Regions from separate parts of the Homo sapiens genome. Here region 2 is linked to region 1. Evidence: chromatin contacts called from ENCODE Hi-C or POLR2A ChIA-PET data. All regions are on one chromosome and are shown on one strand. Each heading gives the region's core, a stretch centred on a gene start or an enhancer-like site at or near the end of the contact. The rest is flanking DNA. Distances are from core to core; before and after follow the strand shown.

What was found. A loop is a pair of places that touch in the nucleus more often than their neighbours do. ChIA-PET counts read pairs that join two places held with the same protein, here RNA polymerase II (POLR2A). Pooled maps may share reads with other maps.
Region 2: a loop to region 1 is called in a map of CD8-positive, alpha-beta T cell, with 2.4 times the contacts of the local background. The contact joins two enhancer-like sites. A Hi-C loop is called at or near these places in 3 of 168 maps with a recorded cell type or tissue (CD8-positive, alpha-beta T cell, naive thymus-derived CD4-positive, alpha-beta T cell and natural killer cell) and 3 of 50 pooled maps. POLR2A ChIA-PET finds 5 or more read pairs at or near these places in 1 of 52 experiments (naive thymus-derived CD8-positive, alpha-beta T cell).

The regions. Positions count from the first base shown.
Region 1 is chr2:110,814,185-110,821,251 of GRCh38, forward strand. All of the region lies in intron 9 of ACOXL (acyl-CoA oxidase like), which reads left to right. Among named protein-coding and RNA genes, the nearest start is that of ACOXL, 85 kb to the left of the region's middle. Within about 2 kb of position 2,692, at least 2 of the 41 ENCODE cell types and tissues checked have a DNase peak (open chromatin) inside an H3K27ac peak, as active enhancers do.
Region 2 is chr2:110,990,325-110,997,391 of GRCh38, forward strand. ACOXL (acyl-CoA oxidase like) reads left to right here. Exons shown (of 18, transcript NM_001142807.4): 14 at 5,569-5,680. Among named protein-coding and RNA genes, the nearest start is that of ACOXL-AS1, 120 kb to the right of the region's middle. Within about 2 kb of position 3,732, at least 8 of the 41 ENCODE cell types and tissues checked have a DNase peak (open chromatin) inside an H3K27ac peak, as active enhancers do.

The sequences.
Region 1 (7,067 bases), core at 1,442-3,941:
AAATAGTTAGTGGCTGGGCCAGAATCCAGGCCTCCTTCTCCACTGTGACCTGAGGCCTGGTTTAATTTTTAGTGGCACTGCCGACTTTGCCTCACAGCTGTGTGTCACTGTGGTTCTGAGCTTTGTGTCCTGGGATCAGGAGTAAGAGGGGAAATGAGTTGATCCAGCCTTTTCATTGATGACTTTTTATGGGGAAAAGGGCCATTTAGAATGAACACTTATTAAGTGTGTCCAGTGGATTTTTTTTTTTTTAGCTTAGTTTAACGGAACAAGTTTGGATACCTTTGCCTACCATAATGAAATTTAGTAAGCCAAAAAAAGTTTACAATTCCTTAGATAAATTTTAAAAAGTGAACTGGGCCATTTAAATTTGCCACCACAAAACCCTTACAGGCTCTAAGAAGGGAAGCAAAATAATGGTTAGTAGAATATTTGTGGGTTATAACTTTATGTATTATTGTTATAAGTTTGTGTGTTATTAAGGCCAGGGCTACGAAGTATTGTTCACTGTAGAACTACATAGTATATGAGGATCATATTTCTTCTCTAGAAGTCTAATGTCAAAATATCTTTACAATTTGAACAACAATATTCCTAGCATCAAGGTCAAATGGAATCACTTTTCTTATACTCTATAAATTACTCAGAATTGTATCATGTTTTTATTTGCTTGATATTTTGATAATTGTAACTTTTTAAGGTTTTTAGTTTGTCCTGGAATTTCTAATTGCCTTTGTTTTTTTTCTTGTTAGGAGAAGAAACATATGCCTTCATCAATGTATTAGTTGGTTCTCATGTTGCTAATAAAGACATACCCGAGACTGGGTAATTTGTAAAGAAAGGTTTAATTAACTCACAGTTCTGCAGGGCTGGGGAGGCCTCAGAAAACTTACAATCATGGTGGAAGGGCGAGCAAATATGTCCTTCTTCATATGGTGGCAGCAAGGAGAAGTGCTGAGCAAAAGGGGTAAAAGCCCCTTATAAAACCATCAGATCTTGTGAGAACTCACTCACTATCATGAGAACAGCAACATGAGGGAAACTGCCCCCGTGATTCAATTACTTCCCAATGTGTCCCTCCTACAACACATGGAAATTATGGGAACTATAATTCAAGATGAGATTTGGGTGGAAACACAGCCAAACCATGTCAATCACTATAGTAGTAATATCTTCAAGCTTCTTGATCATTTTGTCTATTGTATGAAATCTATTTCATATTCTCCTTTGTTAATTTGTATTTTATTAATTTGGCCTCTATCTGATGCTTGTTGGTTTATTTCTCAATTTGTACAAAATCCAAGTGAGGTGCCTTGAAAACTTCAATACAGGGACCTTAGAAGGAGGGGATGTTTTTCATATTTAAAATGTATGTGCTGCCATGTCTGTAATAAGGAGCAAAGTCCCCTGCTTCTGTGAAGATATGTGGCTTTTCCAGATTATTACATGGTTTGCAGTGGGGAGAATGTTGCCTGCATCGTAGGGACTTCCCTCTGGATCAAGCTTGATCTGAGTTTGGAGAGGCAGGAACCGAAGGAGGTAAACTGAGGAGCAGGCATTCTCTGCCTACAAGGTTGGCCCTGAGTGGGGTGCCCAAGGGCTTCTGTGGAACTATATTTATTTGCCACTCAGCAAACTCAGGGGTAAGAAAGTCTTGCTTGGGGTGCCTCACCTGCAAGGCTGGTCACTAGGAATGTCAAGTCCAAGAGGACAGAACCTGTGTCTTCTTGGTCACCTCTGGATGAACAGGACCTGGTACTTAGTAAGCACTCAGTGAATGGACAGATGGATGATGGGTGAGTGGATGAATGGATGGAAAAATGCATGTATAGATGGATGAATAGATAGATTAATTGATGGATGGAGGGATGGATGGGTAGATGAATAGATGGATGAATGGATAGATGGGTGGGTAGATGAATGGATGGGTGGGTGGATGGATGAATGGATGGATAGACAGATGTATAAATGGATGCATGGATGGACGGATGGATGGATAGATGGATGAATGGATGGGTAGATGGATAAATGATGGATGGATGGATGGATGGATGGATGAATGGATGGATGAATGGATGTGTGGGTGGATGGATAGAGAGATAGATGAATAAATATAGTGGCAAAGGGGAAGGCTTATTTGGTAGAGAATAAGTCAGTCCAGATCACAGCTCTGTGGAGATTGGGTTTGGGTCATCTGGTGGCATTTAAATGTATTATTGGCCCTGGAATCATGAATTAAATCTTTAGAAAAAGAAAAACAAGCACTTTCTGTTTCTAATGTGTATATGGAGATCTTTTGGACTTGTGCACCCCAGGGTATTTTCAGCTGAGGCAGGTGTGTATCTGGGCAATGACTGTTTTGTTTTTATTTCCTGCAGTGCTTACTTGCTCCTTGGCTCACCCTTGCAGATTGCTCATGGCTGAGTCTCCTGGGTCTGATGACATTGTCAGTGTGACTGGAGTGCTATTCTAGGTGGATGATACACAGGTCCGGGGATGGTCTCCTGTTCTCTAAAGACAGCTGTGTAATAGGATTAAAGCTTCAGAGAGCAGCCGTGGCCTAAAGTATAGAGGAACTGGGTTAAGGGGAATTCTATCCGGGTGAGAGAAATGAATCTTTTACTCCAGCAATACAGACCTGGTTGCAGCTCCTCAAACAGGCCACCCTGGTCACCTCTGGACTCAGCACAGATTGGCCTCTCTGCCCGTGACTGTCCCTGTCTTCCTCTCTTGCTCACCCGTTGCCTGGGCATGGATGTGGCTTCCCTGGGAAAGCTTCCTGCCTTTGGGGCTGTTCTTAGTGCCTGGCTTATTCCAGCCCCAGGTGTTAACAGTCTGCCTACTTCTCCCTTAGCTACGAAAGGGCAGGAACTTCACACAGTGCGAGGCACACAGGGGGCCCTCAGTAGCTGTCTGCGAACTGAATTCAGCCCTGCACCCAGCCCATCACAAGCATCTTTGTTCTAAGGCGGTCCAGGAGGAGAGAAGGAGCTGCCACGTGCTGATGGTCTCCCGTGGGCTAGGCTCTTGAGATTCCATGTGTGTGTTCTCATTCAGTGCTCACAGCAACTCCACCAGGATTCCAGTTTCACAGCCAAGAAAACAGAGGCTCTGTGAGGGGAGGCAGCTTGGCGAGGCAATCACCTCATGTGGGGCAGTGCAGGGTTGTACACATCTGTGTCCCACTTGGATGACTTGAGGAATGACTTGAGGATTACGGAATGACTTGAGGGTCCCACAGAACCCTTCTTGCGAAAGACCCTTCATCTGGAGGCTGCACTGGAGAAGGGATGCTGGACATGTTGGAGCCTCAAAGTGCAGCATCTTCAGTTTCTTGAAACTTCTGTGCTTCTTGCTTGGGTAACTGTGCTTCCTCTGATCTTTGGGCCAACCTGGCCCATGAGAGATTCCAAGGATTTGAGCTGTCTCTAGGGTCATGGGGCAGCCTACATCTTGTGCTTGATTTTTCTCCAGGGATATCCTAGGTCAGGTAGTTAGGGTGATGGACATTGGCTCCAGAGTCAGCCTGATGAGTTGTGTTTTTCTAAATTAACTTTTATCTGGCAAGAGTGTTGCAGAATCAAGTTTTAAAAAATATTTGCATATCTCATTTCTTTGTCTAATTAGTGTTGTGAGAATGATGTCACAGTTTTCATGCTTGAATAAATAGCTGATGGTGTAAGGCACTAAGGGCTGGCTCACTGTGGCGCGTTCCCTTTCTTCTATTTGCCGTCTCGTCCAAGTTTTGTTTCAATCCATGCTCCTGACTTTTTTTTTTTTTTTTTTTTAGGGACTGATCTCATCAGCCAAATTATACCTTTTACTGCCATAAAATGCCTCCTTAATTTAGAGGATATGTTTGTCAATGTTGCAAGATAATTCCGAGCATCAAATCACTAGAGGTGCTGAGAGTACAAAAAGTATACTTGGCCGGGTGCAGTGGGTCATGCCTGTAATCCCAGCACTTTGGGAGGTCAAGTCGGGGGGATCACCTGAGGTGAGGAGTTTGAGACCAGCCTGGTCAACATGAAACCCCATCTCTACTAAAATTACAAAAATTAGCCTGGTGTGGTATGGCATGCGCCTATATTCCCAGCTATTTGGGAGGCTGAGGCAGGAGAATCACTTGAACCCGGGAGGCAGAGGTTGCAGTGAGCCGAGATCGCACCACTGCACTCCAGCCTGGTTGACAGAGTGAGACTCTGTCTCAAAAAAAAAAAAAAAACATATATATATATATGTGTGTGTGTGTGTGTGTGTGTGTGTGTATATATATATATATGTATATGTGTATGTGTGTATATATATGTGTATGTGTATATATATATGTGTATGTGTGTATATATATATGTGTATAAGTAGGTATATATATGTATGTGTATATATATGTATGTATATATATACTCTATGCCTATGCTCCATTTTAAAGTGGAATTTTAAAAAGACGGGGGATGGGGGAGATTTAGGTTAAATGTGACATGACCCCATTTTTACGTATGACCTTAGAAATCCTCTGGTTTATTCACTCCAGCTGGACTAAAGACATCTAAGCATTGGAGGGTGGAACATAGAAATTCCTTCCCTTGAGGGGTTTTCAGTCCTATTGGAAAAGCAGAGCGTAAACCTGAAATGATTTCAGGTGCTGATGTCAGCACCCTGGGAGCACACGGAAGCTCGTGATCAGCCAAAGCTGACCTGGCTGCGATGCTGAAGCTAGAATTGGCCTGTTGGGCAGGCACAAAGAGGACAGGCTGCATTCTGAGAAGTAATTTTCAGAACACTGGAGAGCATAGTTCTATTCAGCACCTAAGGTACTGTCCGTTTCTGGGCTTCATTTTAAAAGAGACACCCAGGCAAATGAAGCCAGTCTGGAGATGATCTCCAGGACAGTCAAGGGTTTTGACATGATGCCACGCTAAGAATTGCTGGAGCATGTGTGGATGTTTAGCTGGGAAAGAGACTCTGGGGAGGAGAGGCATAATAGCAAATGTCCAATAGATTGGTGCAGTTGAAAGCAGCTGGGAAGGTGGTTTGGACCAGATAATGAAGGGATTTGGTTGCCTTGCTAAAGATTCTGCAGTTTATTCTGTTGGCAATAGGGGGCTACTGGAGGCTTCTAAGGAAGAAGCAATGAGATTTACTCATGGTTCAGGAGCACCTTGGTTAAACATGGAGAACGCAGAGGAGGAACAGGTTTAGGGAAGGAAGTGTGGGTTTGCTGAGGTGTCAGGCAGGGTGGAGGCTCTGGGAGGCACTGACCGAAGTTGGGGGAGAAGGTGACATTGTGCAGGAACAGGGAGCTATGAGGGACTCTGGACAAAGCCTACATTTAAAGGATGAGCCCAAGAGGATTATGGGGAATGCAAGAGGTGGGTTGGAGAGGCAGGAGGACAACTAGGAGATCATAGCTTCATGGAAGCGAAGAGGAGGGAATTCAAGTTGGAATGCGTGGTTGGTAATCCTATAGAAATCATCCCCATTTTTTGAACAATCCTCATTTGTTGAGTGCTGGACATTATGCTAAGTGCTCTGTGCACATCATTTTCTTTAATTCTTATAGGACCTTCACAAGGTAGCCAATAACACTGATATTCTCTAGAGAAGGGGCTGAGGATAAGAGCATTAGGCATCTAGGAGACAGTGGAGGATAGAATGTGGGCTTTGGTTTGATATAGGCCAGCTCTCCCTGGCTCCACCTCTGCCTCACTTGGCTATGTGAACTTGTACAAATTACTTAACCTCTCCAGGGCCCAGCTTCTTGTTCTCTGAACTAAATACAACATCCCTGTCTCCTGAGGATGCTGATGGGATTCTGTGAGCTTGATATCATTGTAAGTAAAGTCCCTTGCACCGTGCCTGACACTCAGGGGCTCCTCCATAGACTTCCGTGTGGTCGTGGTTATTTCCCAACATTCCCTAGTCAGTAAGAGGCAGATCTGAGATCTGAACCCAGGTCCATGTGGGACCATAGCCTGTGCCTGGTGCTGTAACAAGGGAGGTTATGTGGGACAGGAGTTTGAGTGCTGTGGGGTTGAGGAATAGTGTTTTAGTGGGAGGAACAACAGGAGCACGTCTGAGCCCAGATGGGAAAGAGGAAGTGAGAGGGAGAGACCGATGCTGCTAGGGAGAGGAAGTTAACTGAAGAGAAGGTCACAGGTGGCATGTAGGATGTGACATTAAACATAGGTGGAGAATGACCCTGAAACCAAAGCAAGTATTTTTTCCTCACAGACAGGAGGGACAGAAAGTCTGAAGAGAGGAGGAGATACAGAGGAAATTTCAAGCAGGTGCAAGAAAGTTGAGGGTGCCCCAGCAGATGACTTCTGTTCTCTGAGGAATGCAGAGATAGGGTCAAGGTCTGAGGAGAGGGAGTGGGGGTGGGGCTGGACACTTAGGAAGAAGAGGCTCAATCTCCACAGCCACTGAGAGCGATAGACTGAGGAGGAGAGAGGACAGAAGAAGAAGGCTTGTGGAGACTGTTATACCTCTGGTCTTGAGTGGCGTACCTTGTTCTAATTTGTATTTGTGGCAGTGCCAGGCAAGGTGAAGATGTGGTTTGTACCGGGGGACAGAGGTAGGAAATTAGATGGTTGGGTTGGCCCAGATTTGGAAATTCACCAATTGGGTTGCAGAAGGACAGGATGTGGCAGTGAAGTGACAGCTTCAGGGAAAACTCTAATCAAAAAAGCTCAGGAGATGAGGGTGGGAGAAGGTGTAGGGAGGGAGACTGGGATTGGGAATATGTCCTCCCTCCTGCTATTGTTGGATACCCAGAGTGTGGTTTGGACCTTCCAGTGAATAACATGTATGATTCACCTTCGGATCTCCTGTCCCAGCAAATATGAGGCATCTGTATGGAAAACTCTATGGCAAGAACGGCTGTTGTACCTCATAAGTTCTACCCAAACTTTGACCTCAAGCACAATCCACTAAAGCTGGGCTCTCAAAGCCCCTGGTTCCATGGTCGTGTGGCAGGGGAGGCCCTGCCCTTCCTCAGTTTGATGTCATTCTTTCCTGGATGGTGAAGGGGTATAAGCAAAAGATTTACAAGGATAAGCTCTCTTTTG
Region 2 (7,067 bases), core at 2,482-4,981, 180 kb after region 1:
ATGATTTTTGTAGTTAATGATTTATTATACATGCAATTGGCTTTTGTTTATAAATCTGACTGTAAAGAAATTTCTTTTAAATGTGTCTGTAGATTCTTTGGAGTTTTTTTCCATAGACACTAATTTGCAAATTATAAATTTTTATTTCTTCCTTTCCAACTGTTATTTATTTTATTCTTTTCATGTCTCACAGCAAGAGCTAGGACCACCAACACAATTTGAATAGAAGCCATCTTACAAGGTGTTCTTTTGTCTTATTGCTGATTTTATTTATTATGTTAGAGACAGGGTCTTGTGCTGTCTTTCAGGCTGGAGTGCTGAAGTTTTTGATAGACACACTTTACTTCCTAAAGAAGCTTATACATTTTAAATGTATTTTTGTCATTACCAGATTAATTTTATCAAATGATATTTTTCTGCATCTGTTGAAACGATCATATATTTCTTCTTCATTTTGTTAGTTTGGTGAATAATTTTTGCCGATCATCTAATGTTAAACTACCCTTGCATGCTTAAGAAACACTCAATTTTGTTATGCTGTATTATCATATTTATATTTTCTTGGATTTGGCTTGTTAGTATTTTTTAGGGGGAGGAGATTGTATATTTATGGTTTTCCATTCTTGTACATGCCTGATTTAGATTTATGTCAAAGTTTTACATCTCTCATAGAGTTATTTTGGGGGGAGTGGTTTCTTATTCTGTGAAAGAATTTGATAATTCATCAAATTTGAAAATAATCCGGGCTTGGCGAGTAAACTATTTAATTAGCTTAATTGTTTAAAGCCTAGGCTTTTCTTTTCATGTTAGTTTAAGTAAATTGTATTTTTCTAGGAATTTATTCATTTGGTTTTGATTTTATTGGTATAAGTTTTTATGTGTACTATTCTATCATTACCTTTTTAACTTCTGCTAGATCTGTAGTTGTGTCTCATTTGTCATTCCTAAAATGCCTTCTTATGCTTTCTCCTTTCTTTGTTGTTGTTGCTCAGTCTCATTCAGATGTTTGACTGGTTTATTGTTATTTTTCAAACAACTGATTTTTCCCTTTGATCCTTTGTGTCATACCTTTCTTTTCTATTTCATTGATTTATGCTCATGAATGTATTGTCTCCTATATTATACTTTTAGAGAGCTTGTTATGCTTTTTTCTTTTGTGTATTTTTTAATTATTATTTTTTTGAATGAGATTATTGGTCCCTCAAACCAAAAGTATTGAACTAGTTTCTAAGGAAACTATTCATTAGAAAATAGAATCTCACAATCCTGATTAAACACATGGAAAACACAGTAAATGATGGCCTGGGATTCTTTATAGCCATTGGGATGACGTGAAATTGAGAAATCTGTTATCTGTCTTTTTTTTTCCTTTTTTTATTGCTGCTCAGGACCCTGTTTATTCAAACTGTGGTCCATCTTAAAGCTTGAAAACACGAGCTCCTACATGTTAGGACTGTTTCACTGGAGTCTCTGTTAGTTTAAATGTCTCCATTTGTCTTCATACTAGAGCTAGTGGGTCTTCCTAATATTTCTAGCTGTTGAGTAGGACGTTTACAGTATGGTTAGCTTTTTCCTCCAATGTATTAGTTTGAAAATTGTCCAACATATTAAGGAGTTGAAAGAATAGTACGACTCCCCACCAGAATCAGTTCCATCCTTGCAGGAAACTTGTTCCCCAACTGGCCACAAATCATCTGCCCTTTCGTTTCTTTTTCAGATAGCAAAGCAGGGCTTGATTCCATCATTTTGGAAGCACGACACGCTCTCACCCATATGCAAATCTATATCCCTAGCACATTTTCCAGCACAGAGTTGAGATGTGCCAAAGGCAGTATTCCAAATGTAAATATTTGGAAAGTTCCAGTCCATTTATTTTTGTCTCAGTTATTAACCTCCAAAACAGTGTACATCTGTCTCCCACACATCTAGGTTTTACTGATTCAGTCCCTGTGTTTATCTACTTAAATCCCGAAACTTTACTTACTCTGACTTTATATGAAGGAAAGCCTTTGTCATCAAAGTGTTTTCAGCACTCACTGTGTACCGGGCACTTCTCTAAGCATTGGTGATCAGCAGTTACTAGGGGCTCTGTCTTCATGGAGTCTGCACTCCGAGAGCAGTAGGATAGTAGGCATAGTGACAGCCCTGAGAAAGGTACTCTTGAGCAGGTGGGGACCTGAGGAAAGATGGGCTGAGAACTTCCTGGTACCCTTAAATCCCTCCAGTGGGCACCCATTTGTCCGCACAGTAACTACCCCTCATTTCGGCCTGGAAGGAGTCAGTCATGGTACTGAAAAGCCTCCATGGGACGAGGTAAGGCAGATGGAGCATGGCAGGGAGAGGAGCCCTGAAAGGAAGTGGCTTTGAAAGGGGGTTGTACCTGGCTCTGCAGATAGCCCCATTCAGCTCTGGCTTGTCCCTGCAAGGGTTGTCTCTCTTCCTCCTGCATGGTAGCCTGCCACTGGGGCCCCTCCCACTCTCATCAGCCTGTGGACCTTTAGGAGGTGGTGGTAGATGTCCAGGAAAGTCAAGATTTTGCCTTGCACCCAACGTGTTTTTCTACATTATGCTGTAAAATTTACAAATATTCAGCAAAGTTGAAATAATTTTACAGGAAGCATTTATGTACAAACCATGGAGATTCTATCAACCTATTACTGTACCTGCTATATCACTATCATATCTATGGATCTGTGTATGGAACTCACCCATCCATTCACCTTCTCTTTTTGATCCATTTCAAAATAAACTGTAGACATCAGCACATTTCTAAATAATTTAGCATGAGCGTCATTAACTACAGTTACATATTTAGTTATAGTTCTTCTTATGTTGAATTTACGTACAATAAAATGCACAAATCTTAAGTGTACATTCACTGAGTTTTGACACATGCATAAACCTATGTAACCAAACTCATATTAAGATACAGATCATCACTCCAGAAAGTTCTTTCATGCCCCTTCTTGGACAATCTCACTACGCAGATACAGCCACTCTTCTGATATTTTCCCACCACAGATTAGTTTTTCTATACTAGAACTTCACATAAACAGAACCAGGCAGTATGTACTCTTTTGTAGCTGCCTCGTGAAATTGGCATAATACTTTTTGACATTCACCCATGTTGTTGTGTGTATTAGTTTGTTTCTTTTCATTATTGTAGTATTTTACTTTATGGATATAGTAGAATCATTCTCTTATGGATGAATAGACACCTGGGATGTTTGCTGTTTCTCACTTCTGTGAGTAGAACCGCTATGAGCATTCTTGTATAACCTTTTTTGTGAGCATATGTTTTTATTTCTCTTAGGCAATTAGTAGGAGTGAAACTGCTAGATCATAGGGTATGTGTTCATTTATTTTTATCAGAAACTGTGACAACATTTTGCAAAGAGATTTCACCATTTTACACTCCCATCAGCAAGCATGAGAGTTCTGGTTTCTCCAGATCCTGGGCAACACTTGATGTCAGTGTACTTAATTGTAGTCATTCTGGTGGATGTATAATGCTACCTCACTATGGTTTCCGTTTGCATTTCCCTGATGTCTAATGATACTTATTTTAATTTAATTTAAACTTTATTTAAAAATAGAGTCATTTGGATCTTCTTGTAAAATACACAGTTACAAGGAGGTTGCCTTTAGCAATGTTTCTATTTTTAAAGAAAGTCTGCACACTCTACTGCACTGGGCAGGCTCCTAGACCTACATGACATGTGACTCACATGACTCAGCGAGTGGGTGAGATCCCCTTCCTGCAGCACGTGCAGTTCACAATCTCAGGTGGACAAACATGTTCTACAGTCTGAATTCCAGGGAAGCTAATTTCCAATATCAGCCCCTGGAATGACTAAAACATACTTTTCAATAATATATGAAAGCTTTTTACATCTTTCATTAAATAGACTGAGGCAGAAACCCAAACTTCTTAAAGCCCAGATTCAGAATAAACATTGACATCTTTTAAATGTCCCGGTAATTGGCATGTAAATACTTTCCTCTTCCCTGTCTAAATGGAGGGTGATTATTAATTCAGCACTTGGCATCTCAAAAGCACTGCGTCAATTGCTTCTTAACGTTTCTCTCGTGCCTTCTGATTGAGCAACAACAGCCACTTGGGTTTTTTTTTAGTTAATATGAATTTAAGTTATTTGAGTCTTGTAATAACTTACTTCCTCAGGAAGTGGGGAAAGGGGAGGGCAAGAGGTGGCTGTGCTATGGGAAACCCTAAGTGTGAATTAACCCTTCCCCTGGTTGTCTAGGTTATCTAAAGGTTCATGGTGGGTCCATAAAATTGGCATGAAATAGAGTTTCATGATGAAAAGCTCACGAGCTTTTAATTGTGAACTTGGTTGTTTTGAGTCTGTGCTTACCTCTCTTAACTCCTCTGTGCCTCAGTTTCCTCATTTGCCAAATGGGAAAGATGGGAATTGCTGCCTGCTGAAGAAAGCTACCATCTCTGTAGCACATCCTCCCCTGTGCTTGCACACAGCCCTATCACTTCCCTCCAGGGTGCCTCTTGCTTTAAATGCTGATGTTCCCCAACAAAACCTGAGCTTGACTGAGTTCTGCCTGTGTGACCTTGAGCAAGTTACCAAATCTTGCTAAGCCTCAGTTTCCTAAACTCTACATTGGATAATTATAGTATTCTAGAATTATCGAGAAAATTGAATAATTCACAGCAGATAATGAACACAATTCCTGATATATAATATATTTAATAAGTATTATTAATTGATAAATATTTTGTAATAGATATATTTGATTATTAATATCCAATTATAATAATTATAATAAATGCCCAGCAGTGGTTATTATAAACTCACTTGATAGAGCTGTATAGTGGTTGAGTTATTATTATAAACTCACTTGACAGAATTGTATAATGGGGGCCAGGCACAGTGGCTCATGCCTGTAATCCCAGCACTTTGGGAGGCTGAGGTGGGCAGATCACTTGAGGTCAGCAGTTCAAGACCAGCCTGGCCAATATGGTGAAACCCTGTCTCTACTAAAAATACAAAAATTAGCCAGGCACAGTGGCATGTGCCTGTAATCCCCACTACTCAGGAAGCTGAGGCATGAGAATCACTTGAACCCAGGAGGTGGAGGTTGCAGTGAGCCGAGATCGTGCCACTGCACTCCAGCCTGGGAAACAGAGTGAGACTCTGTCTCAAAAAAAAAAAAAAAAAAAGAATTGTATAATGATTGAGTTATACATGAATTGTATAATGGTTGATTATACTTGACAGAAATTACATTGCTGTTAACTAAGAAAGACTATGTAAAATATTGAACACTACTTATAATACAATAGTAAGTGGAACAATTAGGAAACCAAATCATCTCTATACCACAAGGACAACCACCTAGAATAAACTAGAGCTAAGATTACCGAAAAGAATTATGAATACAGTCAGTGAGAGATGGGATGGGGAGATTATGTCTATTGACACTATTTTTCTACAGAAAAAAATAGTTTTAAAAAACAAACCTACTCTATTTCTTTCAAATGAAATTCTTGGTGAGGCCAAAATAATAATGATGGTCACCGTGATTTTCTTTCAGTTTCCTGGCATTTAACATGGACACAGTTGATGATCTCGCCTTTCTGTTGAAAGCAGTGAAATTTCGTGAAAGGGTTCTTCAGCGGGGTTTGGTGGCCAGAATTTATTATAAGGTAAAGATACACTGTGTTATATTTTTCCTTTTGACATGTGTTTAAGGGATATCCTTGCTGGTGAACTATCTGTTAAGTTTAGTAGAGGATGAGTCAGCCTAATGACAAGCTCCTGGAAGCGGCTAGAGTTCCTACGGGCCATTTTGCATGATACCGTTGCTTGCTCTAGAGGCCAGGATGCTTCTGTTTAACCCCCTTTATGTCATCTTGTAGAATTCCACCTGCAGGCATCATGTGGCTGCCATGGGAGTTGATGAGTGGTGTAATTTTCAGCCCTTATCAAAGTTGAAAAATCATTGTTTTATGTGTATAAAGAGTACATCGTTCTCTAAGACAGGGAGGGGAACTGCCTCAGGCATATGTAAAAATTAACATTGGGTTAGTCTAAGATGCATTCTGTCTCCTATTAAAATACCTGTAAAGCTCTGCAAAAGCATAAAACCTTGTGTCAGCATTGATAGAAATCTAGAGGAAATTTCCACCAAGTACAGTGCCAGTGGGGTTAGTTTGAGGGATCACTGTCCACCCTAGCAATATCTGTTTCATCTTCTGATCCGGCACAGAATAGCCAATGGAACCCCAGGAGAAGGCTTTACTGCTCCTATTCTATGTCCAGGCCAGGGGCTCAGGGCTACCATAACAAGAGTCCAGGTTGCTTCTCTCCTTCTGCATGGGAATTAGGTTCCAAGCCAGCCAGAATTGGATTCCTGCAATTCTCCCCTTCCAGTTCACCCCTTTTTATATGAATTTCAAGGTCATGTCTCCTAGTACAACACAGCAGGGGTAGAAGGGAAGAGGATGGATGGTACATGGGAATGGGTATTCTCTTAGGAAATGCTTTGGAAACAGAAGTGCCCTGGAAGCAGAAAGCAGCCAAGATCCACCCTCGTGGAACAAAGCCACACTGGATGAGAACCTGCAGGAAGCCAGGCTAGGAATTGTGTAAATCAATTTTTCCCCCAGGCGTAGATCTGAGGTGAGGCTGTGCCAGACCCCACAAACGCATTCAGTTGGGTTTAAATCACTCCACATATCCTCCACATATCAAACATGGAGCCAGCCAAAATAAGAGATGGATATATCCAAAAGGAAAAATGCTACAGCTGCGGTGAAGAGCAGAATTAACAAGGGAGAAAATGCAATCTGTAAACTGTTTTCGAAGACTATAGAAGAAAAGGCTAAAGACAAAACGATAAGAGAAGAAAACAGAAGCAGAGTGAAATGATAGAAATCTAACCTATGGATAACAAATATTCCTGGAAGTGCTGGGACAAAAGGAGCAGAAATAATAATCACAGACATAGTAGAAAAAGAATTTCCTTCATTTCCATTATGCTAACGGAAAAAAAAGACTTATACTTAGACATAGATGAAAAATCTAGAATAA